3 separate regions of the Mus musculus genome follow, and all the other regions are linked to region 1. Evidence: chromatin loops called from intact Hi-C (ENCODE). Cell type or tissue: left cerebral cortex. All regions are shown on one strand. Links, peaks and the distances in the headings refer to the core of each region. The heading gives the core; the rest is flanking DNA.

Region 1 (5,647 bases), core at 479-5,478:
GGGCCCTCTGGGAATTACTATTAAGAAACATGATTATGGAATGCTGCCTATTTCCAGAAGGATGCTTTCATAAAACTCAGTCTACTCAGAGAACTCTTCATGGGTGGATTTGTATTCCTGAAGCACCAACTAAAATAAGAAATGTTAATTTCTCGCAGACTATTATCAGATGATTTTTAAATATCTGCCAAGCAGGAATGTCTGTTCCCATGTGAGGAATTTCCGTAATAAAATCCTGGCACCGGAGCACAAGGCAATAGTTTTATAGAAACAGAGAAAAACAGCACGCGTTTTCCCGGAGGACAGTTTTAGCTACAATTCACCAACGCTTGCTTCGTTATTTCTGTCTTATTTTATGCTTTTGTTTTGAAACATAATGCAGTTTTACCTGGATACACTCCCGGGCAATCAGGAAATAGCTCACTATGTTGGTTGGTACTGCCAAATACAAGACCTGCGGAAAATCAGAAGGCTTCCTTGCCTGGCTGCTTTCCTCACCCCAAAGGGTGGCAGGGCACAAAATGGGTTAAAGCTTATTGGAGAATAGAGGGGAGGGGAGGGAGCCCCGAGGAGGCCAGGAGCAGCGGGCAGCGGGCAGCGCCTCCAGGTCCAGCTTCCATCACCTGCAGCCGCTGCGGAGCTCAGAAAGCTGCTGGCTGCTGCTGTGCTTTTTGGAGGAGGAAGGATGCTGGGGCAAATTTCTAAGACCGGTGCGAGGAGTGGGCGTGGCCTCGGCAGCAGTGTGTAAGCTTGTTAGGACAGAAGCTGGTTGCTTTTCTGTGAGGAACCAGTACTGAGGGCAGGGGAGAAGGAGGGTGGGGAAGAAAGAGAGAGAGAAAGAGAGAGAGGAGAGGGAGAGAGAGAAGGAAGGAGGAGCAAGGGAGGAGGGAGGAGGGAGAGGAGGAGGAGAGAGCGCGCGCGTGAGAGGAGGGAGGGGGAGGAAAGAGATCCAGAGAGCTAGAGATACTGAAGACCCAGTCAGTGCTGGGTGAAGGACTGAGGAGAACCTGTCTCCAGCGCTCTGAGAGCCACTCGAGATATTTTGGGGAGCTCAAAAATTATGAATATGGGATCTGTCGCTGGAGCTGTTCTCAAGATGTTACTTCTGTTGTCTACTCAAAATTGGAACAGAGTGGAAGCTGGGAATTCATGTAAGTACACAGCAAATGATTTAAAACTTGCAGGGGGGCTCCGCGCAAAACTTTGATTCTGTTGTTTTCACGATTAATCTTTTCAACTGGAATCGCTGCGGGGCTAGGAAAAGCACTACAGGGAAATTGTGCAAATATGATCGGGTTCCTCTTGGTCTGGTCAAAATATGCAATATGTTATTTGGATTTTTTTTTTTTTACTAGCAGAATTTCACTCTCTTTGAATATTCATTGAGAAGACTCAACTTCTAGTAAAACATTAAATTAGCATCTTAATCGGGGGACCAGCCCGGGAACGTCTTCCATTGCGCCTGTCTTGAGGTCATTAAATTTCATTGGGATTATTTGTCTACCAGGAAAACAACCCGCAGACTTGATATTCTGCTGCATTAGCTGAGATTTCTGAAGTTTGCGATTTAGCAGTGGCTGGCTGCATCTCTGAAATGGTGCAGGCTAATAGCTGAGACATACTGCAGACTTCGCGGGCAGGGGCAGGCAGAACTGGTGGAGGCACAGCTCAGCACTGGAGAGCTGTGTCCTCAGGCAGAAGAGCACTCCTGGATGGGTACCCATCCCTACATCTCCCTTAAAGGGAAATGTGCAGGTGACTTCCCCCTCCCCCACCACCCGCTTAAGTAGTGTTCTCTAGTGGTTGAATTTTCAACTTCATGTATTTGTGATTGATTGTCTTAGTGCTGAGTTCATTGATTCGAGGAACATTTGTTATGGTCTCGTTGCTTAATTTAAATATCATCCAAAATACCCTGGCCCAACTCTTTCGTCAGCTTGCCATTGGAAATAGGAAAAGTTTTAAAAGTTTATATTTGGTTTAGATTCTTTAGATAGAAGAATTTCCTCTTTTTATGTATGATAAAAACAGCCAAGCAAACACACAACTTTCTATTTCTTTCTCTGCTTTACAAGAAAGGGTTATAAGTCCTGCTCAGGAATGGATGGGACCTGCCTTACTGACAGCTTTAGGTTTGAGAGACAAGACATTGGTAACTCTCTTTGCCATAGACCCTCTTTTGCCTTAACTGTAGAGTCCTCACGAGGGAAAGGCACAGGGAACTCACTGCCACGAGCTCGTGTCCACCCACTGATGATTTTTCAGGAGCTCATTTAATGTCAGAATTTACCTGCCACTCTGCAAAGGCAAAGGAGAGAACTTCACTCCTAGGCTGGACTGTGCTTCCCATTCAATTTCAAATCGAATGTGTGGGAATCCCATTAAATCAGTAAAATATGTATAGTTTCACCTAGCCAAAATCTTAGAGGGTCCTGTGGGTGATGGCCTTGACAAGCGCTGTAGCAAATAAACAAACAAGGATGATACACAGCAGACCTGAACCCACCTACCCGCTCAGTTGAAGTTCTGTGGCAAAGGTGTAATTCCTTCTGCAGCTGCAGGGGTTCATCAGAGAGGGAGCACTAGAGGTCACTGTTGCGATGCGAAGCACACAAGCTCTTCCCTTGAGTTGGGCAGAGCTTCATGCTGGCCTAACCCAGTTTGTCTTCCCTATGCCTTGCCTGCACATCTTTTTGCAGTTTATTAATATGAATAATTGGGCTGTGAGCTGCGGATGTTTGTTTGCTCGCTTGCAATGTGGTACAGAGTGTCACCGGAAGATCCATATTAAAAGGCTTCCCTTCCTCGTTCATCTCAGCCAGGGAAAAAGTGAGCAGCTGAGATTTGAGGAGAAGCCAGTGCTCATGTCTGCTTAGCTCTGCCTGGGCCTCCCACGGGTGCCGTTTCAACCTTGGATCTGTATCCATCGGGGTTCGATTTCTCTATGAAGTCATTGGATAAATGTGGAGAGCCTAGAACTGAAGTGAACAAGAACACTTAAACATTAAACTTGGAATTCTTAGTTAGCAGACCTATTTAAGAGTTAACTTTTCTTCAAGTGTCCAAATTTATAATTCAATGGCTTCCGAAAATTAAGGTGACTTTTAGTTAATTTCTTATTGGCATTTTGACAATGTGACATGCAAACGTAGAACAAAAGATTTCATTTCCTAATTTTTACATTATTCCTCACTCTTTACATTTTGGAGGAGTCAAGGTTCACTTGTTGCTGGGTTGGGATAGAAAAATGTATGCTACCATGGTATCAGTTTTGGAAGACGGAGCAATGTATTATGAGTTTATGAACAGGGGTGCGCGTTAACCAAAGGGCAGGCAACTGGAATCAGCACAAGCATTTCAAAGTTGCCTTATGAGACTTCCCCAAACTCTCCTGAACCAGATTGTTTATTAATAAGAAGTGAATCAATCTCAAATCCCACAAGTAAAGTCGGGGGAACTGCATATAAGCAAAAGAAAATTAAAGACCTGCCTCTCAGGTGAATGTAAACACCTTTCTTCTTTATTTACAAGTGACTCACAAGGAGAAAAATCTGTCATCCACTGAGTTGGCCTTTGGGTAACAATAAGAACATTTGCCTAGGGGACTCTGTAAACCTGGGATTAGGTGAACTCTAATTTGAATATTAATTGATCTACTTAATCATCTGAGAAATTTGCATTAGAAAGATTCCATGCAAATACAGCCACCCTCTCTCCTCCCCACTCTTACATATGCATGGGGGTGCATGCACACACGTGCATGCACACACACACACACTTATGTGTAAGTACACATTACTAATTCATGTGCCAGTAACACTCTATGACTCTAGTTAGTACCTATATATTTAAAAAGAAATATATTGAGTGGGTTATATTCTTTGTTTCTGGTGTTCCATATGACATTTCAAAGTTGGAAACCAGCCCTAAGATTTTAGCCTATGTCCAGGTCGAGATAAGTTTGTTATTACATTGAGTCATCCTTCTGTGCAAACACAGTGGCAGGCATCCTTGCTCATGGGCTTGCTGTTTGAGAGGCTGTGCTCCTGCATCTCTCTGGTTTCTTCACTTCCTTCTAAGACAGAGGTACTAGAACAAGGGAAAGATGATTTATTTATTCTACACTTGTTCTTAAGAAGCTACAAATTCTAAATGCCAAGATAGTTTTGGGAGGCTGACTGGCCCTATAAGAAGGGTGGGGTATAACTAGTAAGCCTGGGGAGGGTTTTGTTTTGGTTTCATTCTTAGGGATCACATGACAGAAGACACGCTGAACCTCTCTCTGAGAATAATTAATGCCCACCAAGTAGCTCACTAATGACTGAGTTAGAAGTCAGCTTCTGACTGCGTTCTTTCTTTCCTTTAGTTGAAATCAGGGCTATGTCTGCTATCTACTTCAAAGGAAGTACCAAGAATATGATATAATCAGTAATAGAGAAAAATAGCTGCCCTTGTAGAAAGCCATTTTTACCAATTCTCGGGTACAACCCAGATACAACTGGACAGATCCTCAAGTGCCTAAAATTCAGTGTCATGGTTCTTTCTGAAAGCTTCTTTTTGTAATCTTCCCTCCTCCAGATATTCTGTAGTAAAATAATGAAATAACTACAATGTAATAACAAAATACTGATGGATATGATCCATGACACCATGTGTCAATGGCTGGCCCTTGGAAGTGCAGGTCAGTGGGCTGTCTGACTCACTCCTAGTATCATCTACTGTTATCCACTTGACGCCTTCTCTCCACTCATTGCGTCTGCTCTGGATAATTTCTGATCCTTTTGCACATGGTTAACATAGCTTATGAGCCAACATGGAGGCCAAACATGACTTCTACATGATTCCTAGTCCTTAATTAAAGTAATAAATATCATTATAATCTCCTGAAATTAGTCTGGGAATTCATGTCACATTAAAACAATAAAAGACCATCAGTAGACTTTTTTTTCTTCAATAAAAATAGATCAGTGGAATTGCATGTGGTCATTGGAAAGGGGTTGTAATATTTACTCAGGTGTTGGCAGAATATGGCCCATGGGACACATCTGCCCTTACACCTGTCTTTATGTGGACTATGAACTAACAGTGGGTTTGCATCTTTACCTGAAAAAAAAAAAAAACAAATTTAAGTGATTTTTTTTTGTGGCAGAAAATGACAGTGTGAAATTTGAATTTTTGTCACCTGTCTCACTTATGCAACAGCATGAGCAAGATTTGTATTTACATATTATTATATTTTGAATTTGATTGGTAAGATTTTGTTAGAATTGTCTTTATTCTTGCTTTATAAGTATCTATGTAATATTCTGTATTGTCTATCTGCCCCTTTGTAAAAAAAACCCAAAAAACAAAACAAAAAACCTCCATTGACCTCTGATGTGTGATGTATGGTGCAATGATGAACTATAGGTGTGCATAGATTATATTAATTGATTAAAAATGTTCTTATGTCATTAATTACACACATACTGAAGGAGCTGTTCACCCGACTGGCAAGTATATCAGGAGATCATATTTTCCCTGTTTGTTTCTCCTAGATGACTATTTTTGAGAAATCTCATTTCTACAACTATGCAATACCTCCATTTTATTAGTAAATGTCTACAGCACTTTTGGTGGCTAAGGGGGCATTTTTAATCTCGAGTAA
Region 2 (5,647 bases), core at 182-5,181, 1.1 Mb after region 1:
TTGAAGAGAGGCTGTATCATATGAAAGTCATTCACTGGAATCTGGTAGAGATGCCCAGAAGGGCTTCCTGTTATCCTTTTTTTTTTTTCTTTTCAGAGAAAGACTGAAGAGTGTAGCTTAGTGGTAGGGTATCTGATCTGCATGGACAAAGGCCTGGGCTCAATCCCCCAATACCACGTAAACAAACCTACCTCCATCACCAAAATACCTCACCACATTTCTACAGAACTTAAAGTCTAGCCCAGCACGTCAAATTTTCATTTGTGGCTGAACACTGGACGGGATTTTGAGAACTTCAGCTGACCTGCGTATACAACAAATATATGCAGAGAGAACCATGGGCAGGGACTCAATGTAGAGTTCTTGGGTGAGAACTCCAGTTCTCCCATCTCCAGTTCTATCTCTCATGGAAGCCAGCCATTCTCCAACCTGCATTGTTAGGAGAGATGCTGGGGCACTTCAGTAGACTTTCAGGTTTCTGCCTGGAGCTGCTTTCTCTTACTTTCAGTCAAGAGCCCTAACCATCATATCAAGTTTTAGGGAAGGAACTGGCAAGGCACACTTTCCTAGGCCCAGAAGTCTTAACACACTGTAATGAGAACAAAGCTGGTCCCAAGGATGCTTGTCGATAGTGTGAAGCTCTTAAAAAGTGAGCCATGACACCAGAGACACACAGCAGTTGAGAAGAACTGGAGCCCTGCTTTGGAACAGTAATGAGTTGGTCCTGAGCATCAGCTAGCTGGCTTGGGTGATGTAACTACTCCACCCACTGCACTAGAGTGAGACATGGAACCTGGAGCCAGCAGGAGTGCCTGGGCTCAAATATTCTGTTCACACTATTGCCACATGATTTCCTAACAAATTAACCTTAGGGTCACCTTGACTCAGGGCAGACCAATCATATTCACTCTTCCAAGGAGCATAGTTAACGAGATTTTAGCACATGCTTCATGCGGTCAAGAGAGCAATTACTATTCATCTGAATTCGTAACATCTCAATGTTACTAACACCAGGCTAATTCCATGTATTGTAAACAAATGAAAATAGAAATGTATAATTTTTCTAACTACGTGATCTTGGGCAAGTATTTGATCTCTGAGTACCAGAGTGCTTCCCAAGTAAAATCATATAAAATGCTATGCTGTGGGACTGTTGCAAAACAAACACATTGAAGATTTGTCTCTTTTAAAACTTATGCTGAATTTTAAGTGCCATTGTAACAGGATTTAGAGGGTAGGAATCAAGGACCCACCATCTAAAATGGACTAATGCCATTATACATGGAGTAGGCTCATTATTGTGGGGAAGGAGTCATTATATATTTAATTTTAAAATGATATAAAATTGTACTTATTTGTGGTGAACTATATGATGTCTTGATATACATATGCATTGGGTGATAGCCAAATAATGGTAAGTGCACTGGTTAGTTTACTTGACACAAATTGGAATCACCCAGCAAGAAGAAACTCTAATGAAGAATTGCCTCCATTAGATGACTGGCCTGTGGGCAAGTCTGTGAGGCATTTTCTTAACTAATGATTTATGTGTGTGGGGGGTCCAGCCCACTGTGGGTGGTGCCACCCTGGACAGAGAGTCCTGGGTTGTAAAAGAAAGCAGGCTGAGGCAGCCATGGAAAGTAAGCTAATAAACAAGGTTCTTCCGTGGTTTTGACTTCAAGCTTCTGTCTTGGCTTCTCTGGATGATGTGATCCAACCTGTAATGCAAACAAACCCTTCCTCCCCAATATGGCTTTCGCTCAGAAAGTTCTATCACAGCAAGAGAGATGGATGCTAGGACAATAAATAAATCTACCTTTCCTTCCTTCCTTCCTTCCTTCCTTCCTTCCTTCCTTCCTTCCTTCCTTTCTTCCTCCTTCCTTCCTTCCTTCCTTCCTTCCTTCCTTCCTTCCTTCTTTCTTTCTTCCTTTCTTTCTTTCGCTTGTTATTATTTTTATTTACCTGTGTAATCCCACATAAGTGTGGGTGGAAGTGAGGCCAGAAGGAGGTGCCAGGAGCCCCAGACCTGGAATTGCCTGTCATTTGTAGCACATTCTGCTGTTAGCGATTTAACATGGGTCCTCTACAGGTGCTCTTCACCACCAAGCTGTATCATCAGTCACCCTGTCTTCCTCCTTAATGTTTATTGGTTCTGCCTACTACAGTGTTCTGAACAAATACCAGCTCCCATTACTTCTGAACCGTAAATAGCGCCTTATTTCCGCAGATTTCAGATAGGTGAACTCTCCCTTGTGCAAAATTATCCCCTGTATATCTATCTCTCTAGCCATCTGAGACTCACCACTTTGGGTTGTCAATCTTTGCTATAGGAAGAACATTCTCCTAACGAGTCTGAGAAAGCATAGTCAAGCCTTTTGAAAATGAGTTTTCAGAGTAGATTATGTTCTCTTAGTGAGTCTTAATCGTGAGAGAAACAAGAGTCTTAGATGGTTTCAGATTTGGATTCTTGTCATGGAAGTGAGAACCTAAGCTCTTGAAGACAATTCACTGGTGTTTTCCTGGTATTTACTGGACAGTGAGTTGAGTTTGGAAGGTCTCTATCATGTGGATTTTGTGCCATCTACTGGTCATTCTTGCAAAAAACAACGATGCTGACGGTGATCTACTGTTCCCTCTCCTTGGATCCCACTGGTTTCTAGGCATCTTACCCACTTACACATTCTAAGGTGGTGATTCTCAACCTTCCTGATGCTGTGCCCATTTAATACAGTCCCTCATCTTGTGGTGACCCCCCCCAACATAAAATTATCTCATTGCTTCTTCAAAACTGTAATTTTGCTACTGTAATGAATTACAATATAAATATCTGATGTGCAGGATGGGCTTAGGTGACCCCTGTAAAAAGGGGCTGTGACCCACAGGTTGAGAACCATTGTTCTAAGGAATGTCTTTAAGACCTCTAATATTGGAACAAGAGCAAAAGGTTTCCAGTGAGGTCCAAGCCTGGGACAGGGAGTGAGGGACTGAGTGTCCGTAGGTCCATCCATCACTTTATCTTTCCTTCACACTAGCGAGTGCAAGGCTATCTAGCTATCTATCCTTCCTTTGTTTAAAAAAATCAATTTATAATATTGTAATATGTCTAGAGACCTCTAATCATGTTATCCTTCAATCCTATTGATCACTGGTTTTATCATTTAAGCACACATTTTAGTAACTATGCTGACCTTTTCAAAGAAAGAACGATTTCTACATTGTCTCTTTTGACTGTATGTCTTCCCTCTCACTGAATTGCATCTTTATTGTCGTCTTATTTCTACTGCAGGTCTAGCTTCCTCTCATTCCCTATCATCTTAAGGCTCCCGTGTAGATCATTGGTTATGAGTGTCTCTTCTCATACCCGTGTGAATATATAAAGTTGCACATTTCCCTGTGAGCACTCGTGATTTACAGTCTCCGCAGTTGCTCATTCTTCCTGTTTTCATGAAGCTGAAGATACTCCTGAATATCCCATGGATTTAATATTTGAGTCATAATGTGTTCATATGATGAGTACTGACCTAATTCCTACTCTTGGAAGAATTCTCCAATCTCTGCTAACAATAGCCACAATTTCTGTTGTAATCAAACAATTTTCTCTGAAAGATTTAGCTTCTAAAGGGGCATTAACTTTTTTTTTTTAATTTTTTGGTCCAGCATGCGCATTTGGAAAAAAATCCACTCTGTTGTAATTGAGCAGAATTTTTTTAATAAATATCAATTCATTTGCCAGCTGTTGATCATATCTTCTGTAACCTTATTTATTTATTTAGATATTAGATATTTAGATTTAAATATTTATCTATTTTTTTTTTTGCCATCAGTTTCGGCCATTTTTAGTGAGCACAGAATGTTGAAATCATCACCTAACCTCATGAGCTATTTTCCCTTTGAGTTTTTGTCAATTTGACAGTTAGGTACTTTGAAGTTTTGTCTTTGAGTATCTAAATATTCAGGGATGTTATGTCTCCTGGCTGATGACACCTCCTTGATCTTGGAGCCCGGAGGGATGGGTCTCACGAGGTAGAATGCTTGCCCAGAATACATGAAGCCTTGGGTTCGCACCACAGCATGACACAAACCTGGTGTTAAGGGCACATCAGTTATTTCAAGTACTGGGGAAACAGAGGCGGGAAGCAGAGTAATCCTTGCCACTTGGTGAGTGAGAAGCCAGCCCGGGGTACCCGAAACCCTGTATCCAAAACAGAAATCCTCGACCTTTATGTCATTATGTCGTCGTCGTCGTTGTTGTTATTTTAACTCTATTTTCTCTGATAATAATATAGTAACACTCAGAGACACAAACTGCGAGGCTTCAAGCAGTCTCAAAGACCAATGTACAGAAAGACCTAAAAAACGGACCTGGACGTCCAGAACAGGGATATTCACACCCTCATTCTAAACCTAAAGGCAATGGCAGGTGCTGGAGCAGCACTGTAATCTACTCTGACTTGGGTTTAGGGCCAGATAGAGGGTGAGGGAGGAGGATCGCGAGTTTAAGGCCAGCCTGGGTTATTAGGAGCCTGTGACTCAAAACCAAAATGAACAACACTTAGTTTGGAGCGACTTCTGGCCGCCTAGATACACCTATCCCCGCTCCACAGCCTTAAGGAAGAGAGCATCTAGGTGCTTCTGTTCACAAGATTCCTCACTGCTGTTGCTGCCCCTGGCCCATCATACATAGTAGCCAATGGTGATACCCGGAGGTAGGTGCGGCAGAATTCTCAGCCAACCAGAACGCAGCGGTCCCTGACAACCACACCCCCCACTCCGCTATTGGATTAGGCTGCCGATCTGGTTGGCTCGGCCCACAGAACCTCTCCTTGCTAGTGGGGTGCGCTCGTGTTGCCCGCACACACTAGCCCTAAGCAGCTTGCTTTTGTTTCCGTAAGCTCCCCTCGCAGGCTGGCGGAGTCCAGAATCCCAAGAGTCAGTCCCACCAGCAGAGCCCGCCTCTTGCTTCAGCATCCGAGTCCCATAGGCTGACTGGGCTGCGGGCGACGTTCCGATTGGAAAGAGAGCTGTCCGTCAAGCATACGCTCCGCCCTGCCCCTATAATTGAATAAAAGAGCGTGAAGTTGTCTCAATACTGGGGACGCGAGTTCATTGGTTCGGCATTCTCTCATTCCAGCAAAGACCGGAACAGGAGTGAGGTTTCGGTTAGAAACAGGGAGATGTCAGTCAAGGGATGAGCAGTGGCTTTCGCCAATTAGCGCACACTATCTGCGGAGGCTCCACCAGAATGGGGCGGGACATAAGGGAGAGCCTACTCTTGATTGGGTGAGAGGGACTAGGTCCCGCCCCCTCGACCTAGTAGATTTCCAGGCCGCGCCCCCTTCAGCCGGTAGCCCTTGGTACGCGAAGTGGGCCGGTCTGGCCCCACTTCACAGCCGATCCTGGCTGCGTCCGGTGGAAGGACGCGCAGATTCCACAGAGTTCCGGGAGAGTCCCGCGCTATCCTTACGGTGAGGGAACGCAGCGTGTGGCTGCCATTGGCACTCCGGGGAGTCAATACGGCCGTGAAACCGGAAGTGTCCCGGGGAGGCGTCGCTTCCGGAAGTGTGGCAAGTCCCCACCACACCAGGAAGTGTGGTGCGGCAGCGGCTCCTCAAAGTGTTGCTGTCCACCCAGTTGAGATAAGAGGTTG
Region 3 (5,647 bases), core at 182-5,181, 160 kb after region 1:
GCAAACACTTGAAATGCACGCTCCAGGCAGCTTTCACCTGTGAGGTGGGAAAATCAACTTCCTGAAGTTCTGAAGAACACCCAAAGGACTCTGACTATAAACTGAACGCGGATGGAAGAGATATTGTTCGCGTAATACATTATTTTGAAGGAGTATAGAGAAGGGAGAAATGTAATTAAAATATGGCCTCAAAAATAAACAAAAGGAAAAAAGAGAGAAAAAGAGACATTCAAGCTCACTCGTTTCTTGCTGGCAACTGGATCCCAGTATTTACAAGCTGAGGCAGGGGGATGCTGAGTTTGAAGGCAGCCTTGGCTACACAGTGAGTCTTTGTCCTTCTCAAAGAACAAAACAAAACCAACAAAAAATCTTTGTGTTTTTTTTTTTATGAATTTTGATGGTATGTAAAAAAACATTTTTTTCCCTAACAGATTGAAGACTGTCTTGTAGGGACAGCCGGTGCATTTAAAACTTGACAGTAGGCCTTGAAATTTTCATTTACAAGGTATTGCAGGATCAGTCTTGCACCCCATAGACGCTCTGAAAACTTTCTCTGAGAGCATTGAGTCAAAAAAAGCTGAATCTTGGTTATTCGAGGATTTCACAAAGGTAAACAGGTTGGGCAGCAGAAAGCAAAGACTGTCAGACTGCTTTAGCTGTGAGGGAGGGTAACATTACATTTTTCCAAATGACTTTGCAGTGGAAAGATGCTTTAAGGTCTCTGAGAGTTCCTGAAGGATGCTTCTGCCAGTCACAGCACAGCCTGCACTTCTTGTAGTAACGTCTTAATTATTTTTTTTAAATGATTACTAAAAAAAGAATGCCAGCTTATTTAAAAATCTCACGTTCTATAGTCCTGGGCTTCACAATTCTGCAAGAGAGAACTGCTAAAATTTTTACTGTGCCAGGGAAGGTATTTGTATTACTTATGCAAATTATATATATATTTTACACTTGCACTTTATGTTTAAAAATTTAAATAACCTATAAGTCAGTCATGTTAAAAAATAAAAATCAGACATTGCTGTCCGCATGCATTCCCAGGCCATCTGCCATTCTGTTATCACTGTCAATGTGAGAATCTTTTCCTCCCCGTCCCTTAAGCTGAGATCCTCACAGTACATCTATCTGAATGTGTGAAATTCTATTAATTTTAGGGGAAAAAGTGATATCTTTTGGAAGGTCATTTAATTAATCATCCACCTGTTCACTTGGCAAGGGATTATAATTACAGATTACATTAGTCCGCCAGTGGCACCCAGGAAATGGAATCACAAATATGTGATAAACTGATAGATAGTGTCACTTTAGAATCCAGTATCCAGAGACCAGGATCTCAGCTATACTCGCACACTAGCTTGTTAAGAGGAAAACACATAAGCATGTGTGCACACATATACATGTGTTTGTATATGTGCCTAAGGTCAACATAACATGAATATACGGGCATGCATACACATACCAATGTCTAGGGTCTCCATGACACATAGAAGATGTGTTCGCATATGTACATACATCAATGCCTGGAGTCATCATAACAGATACACATACATGTGTTCACATGCATACACACACCAATGCCTAGGGTCTGTGTGACACATGCATATATGTGTATATGAGAGTGTGAGTGTGAACGCACACACATATCTGTGCTTGGGGGCTGTACAACTGAAAGTTTTAACATGTAGTTCAAGTTGGAAAATGGTACCTTACCTTACCCCTCCTAAAAGAAAAATTCGACCACATGGACATGCAAATTTCAGGTGTTAGACTGAGGAGTCTTAGTTCCTGGGAACCCTCTGAGTGAACCATATGGAGCCAGGGATCAATGCAAAAGCAAGGGGAATTTATTGTTCCAGTGTGTTGGGGTCGTCTTGCACCTGAAGGAGAGGTGGTGACCCCAGGCAGCCCGTTCAGCCAGTTTGTATACAGTTTTCAGGGGTAGAATAGAGCAACAGCCACTAAACACAATGTGGTTGGCAGAACGGTGTGACTTTTAAACTGATTGGTCCTTAGGGAGTGAAATAGCAAGGGCTTTCCTTATCTGTGGGTCCCCCCTGTGGTCTTTCTGAGGAGTATAATAAGCCTCTCCCTTCTGGAGGAGAGGGGTGCCTTGCGGAATTTTCCGAAGGTCCTGAGATGACTTTTCATAGGCAGGATCTCATGATTTCCTCAGAAATGGAAACCACTAAGGTAGGTGGGGAGTGGGGGTGGATGAGTGGGGGTGGGGGCGTTTACTAGTGTGATAATCTTTCCTAATCCTTAGTAAAGTGTTTTGACCGCGGAAATAGGAAATATGGTGGGACTTTTTAAAAGGGCTGATGGTCAGAGTCTAAGGACTCTAGCCAGCCTCCAACTACAGTGAAATCCCTGCTTGGTTCAAGGTGGGCCCAGCTGCAGCCCAGGCAGGTGCTCAGCAGAACTGCAGTAGTAAGCGGGCAGTGATAAGGAAAAGTGCATGAGGAACATTCCTGGGGAACAAGTATGTCTGAGACACACTAGATCATTCCCTGTCCTAAGAGACATAGCGCATGGTTCTCGTCAGCCTGTGCTCCAAGAGGCCTCGCAATTGAGAAGCGTGCTGAACTTTGTTTAAATTTTCTTTTTAAGCCTTGTCTTCCTTAAACATAAATGCCCGAGGATCTTGCTGAGACGAAGCAGGGATTTCACTGTAGCTGGAGGCTGGCTAGGGTCCATGCTTGTAGTGGAACGCCCCCTCTAGCAGGGTAAGATAAATAAGCCTGGAAAAAGAGTAAACAGAAAAGGACCCTTCCTCCTGCAGAGGGTGAGAAACTCAAAGAAAGGAGAACTGGAAGATCTGATGTGGGAGCCCAGACTTTACCTTAGAAGATGTGAGCAAGAATGAGGCCTTCTCAGGCGGAGGCGGTATGGATAGCCCAAACAGGAAGTGACTGTACACGGTTGCCTTCTGTGCAAATGCCTTCATCAGGACTGAGTCATGCCTTTTCAAGGAGATTCAGTGGGGCTACATTCCAGCTGTGGTTGTTACACTTGATGAAGTCTTTGGGTTTTGACCGCAAGCAGCGGGAAGGGGTCCTGCACTCCTCCTTTCCAAATCTTACTGGCTGGTCACCAGGGAAACCATTGAGAGTCTGGGTATGAATGGGGCCGGGACGCAAGAATGAAAGGTCCAAGACCAGGCTTTGATGACAATTCTGATGAGACCATGCTTTGTGGAACTGGGTGGTCATAGTAGAGACGGTAAACCAGGCTGTATCAGTTGCTTTTCTGACTGTTGTGACTGTACACCCATCAGCAAGTAAGTGAGGGGAAGAGGTTATTTTTGGTTTATGATTTGAGGCTAAGTCCAGCATGGCGGGGGGGGGGGGGGGGGGGTAACCATAGCAGCCAGAGCCTCGGTCCGGAAGCAGAGTTTGGTTTCTCCACTTCACACTTCTATTCATGGGATGGTCCCAAACCCATCTGGGGGTATCACCCACTGACACTGATGGTCAGTCTTTCTTTGTGGAAAACCTTCTCACAGATGCGCACCTAAGTTAGTTTCTTAGCTGGTTCCAAGTACAGTCGAGTAGCAGATGAGGATTAGCTATTACGGGTGCCAGATTTCAGATTTAATTTGCAGGTGGAAATGTACAGTTGTGGAGATCCTTGTGGGGTGCCAGCCTGAAAAACCGGGGGAATGGGATGCTGATGAAACAGAAGAAACGAATTGATCACTCACGGAATCAACGGGAGTTGATTTCAAAACACGCAACTTTTTTTTATTTTTTTATGTTTTTAAAGAATGTGTTAGAAAATATTTTGGTACATAAGAGTACTGACTGGTAATACTGGAATCTGCTGTCTGCCTCTTAGCCTTCTTAGCTGGTCCCTTATTGATTAACTTTAAGGAGACCCAGCATAATGAGTCTGCATATTTCCTATGCCATTCCTACATATAGAAATCGTGACAGTGTAAACAAAAATAAGGAGGAAGAAGAGTTGGAGGAGGGGGTGGAGAAGAAATAAGGGTGAAATATGGGTGATGGGAACAGCTTCTCTATCATACTGATTTCGTCATATGTGAAGTCCCATGATGTGGCAGATAAACATGGCTCCGGGCTGGAGGTATGACTTAAGATGTCCCACCTCTGGTTTCCGACACCCACAGGGACTCTTACAATGGGAATTCCAGTTTCAGAGGATCTGGTGCCCTCTTCTGCCCTCCCCAGGCACCAGACATGTACATGGTTTGTGAACATTCATGCAGACACTCCTAAAATAAAAATAAATAGATCTTTAAATGTGTTTCAAGTAGCTAGGGTGCTGAGTTCTATGAATATTGGAGGCAAGCTATACATCAGCGAATGTGCCCTAATACTGCGTAAGGAACACAGGCTTACTCAGTGTGATGGTTTTGCAGACGCCAGAGATTTTTTTTTTGCACCTTCCTGACCTTTAATTTCCTCATCTGCAAATTGACTGTGCTGGCTTAGCATCATTCCAAAGGTCTCTCTCGTTTTCCAGAGCCAGAGCCTGTAAGTCTAATCACGGGTCTTTCCAAATTCTCATTGCTTCCAGTATCCCTTTACGGCAATGGACAAGACTGAGGCAGTGTGCTGATGAAGCTTAGCAGCACTTATAGAGTGTGGCTCCTACTTGGGGGGGAGGCTTTTGTTTATGCTAATGAGGGAGCCGAGAAAGAGCAATAGCCGAAACAGGTGAGCAGTTTCTTTGCTGAATCAGGTAATAGTTTTTCAATACTGAGAGATTATTTCCTCGGCTTCTGCACACTGTTTGCAGTGCTGGCAGCCACTGGCGCGGGGGCACTTTTACGTTTAATCCGTGTTTTGCTGAAGCAATTTTTATTGAGGGTATTCTAGTCGAAAGCCGCTCTAATAGGTGTGATTGCAATTTAATACAAAGTGTGACTTCTTTTAATACAAAGAAACGGAGGTAACAGTCACTTTGTGCATGGAGAGACAAAACAGTTCATCTGATTTCCTTAAAGGAAGTGACAGTTTTCACAGGGCAGGGGTCGGGGGTCGGGGGCGGGGACCGGGGGTGGGGGCAGAAGGAAAGGCCATCTTTGCACACAGACATTCTTCCCAGGTGACGCTGACAACCTCCAGATAGAGATCCTTCTTTTCCTTTTCTTCCAGGGATTTTCTGGGAACGCGAACGCAGACAGCGTTGTGTACTATAGACTCCAGCCTTCAATCAAAGCCAGGTTCCTACGCTTCATTCCTCTAGAATGGAACCCCAAGGGCAGAATCGGGATGCGCATTGAGGTGTTCGGGTGTGCATACCGTAAGTGTTTTGTTTACCAAACGTGTTGAAATAGACATCAAAGGAGGTGCTTGAAAAGCCAGACTGTACAACGGAAGTCAACTTTGTAGGTATGAAGAAAGACATGAGACAGGAATGACTCCAGTGGAAGGCCGTTCTCGTGACCACATCTGCTAATATTTATTGGAGTGTTCGACTTTTACATTTTAATTCAGGGATGAAGCACGTGTGCTTTCTCTTCTTTCATTGTGTGTGTGTGTGTACGTTACAAAGCTATCATTACTAAATAGTCTGAGTATTTGAATATTGCATCTCCTCCAGTGGTTATATTTGACTCCATGTTAATACTCTGGCTTCAAGAAAAGAGACAAAGCCGGGTGGTGGTGGCACACACCTT

What was found. Hi-C counts contacts between places; a loop is a spot of excess contacts. Peaks named below come from ENCODE experiments on the same cell type or tissue, not always from the same donor. Only the 100,000 strongest peaks of a DNase experiment are listed, where the experiment ranks them.
Region 2: it touches region 1 in a loop (4-fold over the local background); 3 of 42 quality-filtered maps call a loop at or near these places.
Region 3: a loop joins it to region 1, with 2.3 times the contacts of the local background. A loop is called at or near these places in 2 of 42 quality-filtered maps.

The regions. Positions count from the first base shown.
Region 1 is chr8:112,569,075-112,574,721 of GRCm38, forward strand. It overlaps Cntnap4 (contactin associated protein-like 4), which reads left to right and starts at 969. Exons shown (of 24, transcript NM_130457.2): 1 at 969-1,151. The coding sequence starts at 1,061. It overlaps Gm26994 (predicted gene, 26994), which reads right to left and starts at 501. Exons shown (of 6, transcript NR_132433.1): 1 at 389-501. In left cerebral cortex, for the core only: a CTCF peak has its summit at 2,582 (motif pointing right); DNase peaks (open chromatin) are centred at 819, 1,572, 2,162 and 2,608; H3K4me3 peaks cover 2,620 bases; H3K27ac peaks cover 1,036 bases.
Region 2 is chr8:113,630,244-113,635,890 of GRCm38, forward strand. It overlaps Mon1b (MON1 homolog B, secretory traffciking associated), which reads left to right and starts at 5,556. Exons shown (of 5, transcript NM_173015.3): 1 at 5,556-5,647. In left cerebral cortex, for the core only: a CTCF peak has its summit at 2,586 (motif pointing left); DNase peaks (open chromatin) are centred at 2,593, 4,179, 4,785 and 5,092; H3K4me3 peaks cover 1,006 bases; H3K27ac peaks cover 1,091 bases.
Region 3 is chr8:112,728,290-112,733,936 of GRCm38, forward strand. Cntnap4 (contactin associated protein-like 4) reads left to right here. Exons shown (of 24, transcript NM_130457.2): 4 at 5,124-5,271. Among named protein-coding and RNA genes, the nearest start is that of Cntnap4, 160 kb to the left of the region's middle. In left cerebral cortex, for the core only: no CTCF peak of the experiment used is centred there; a DNase peak (open chromatin) is centred at 2,904.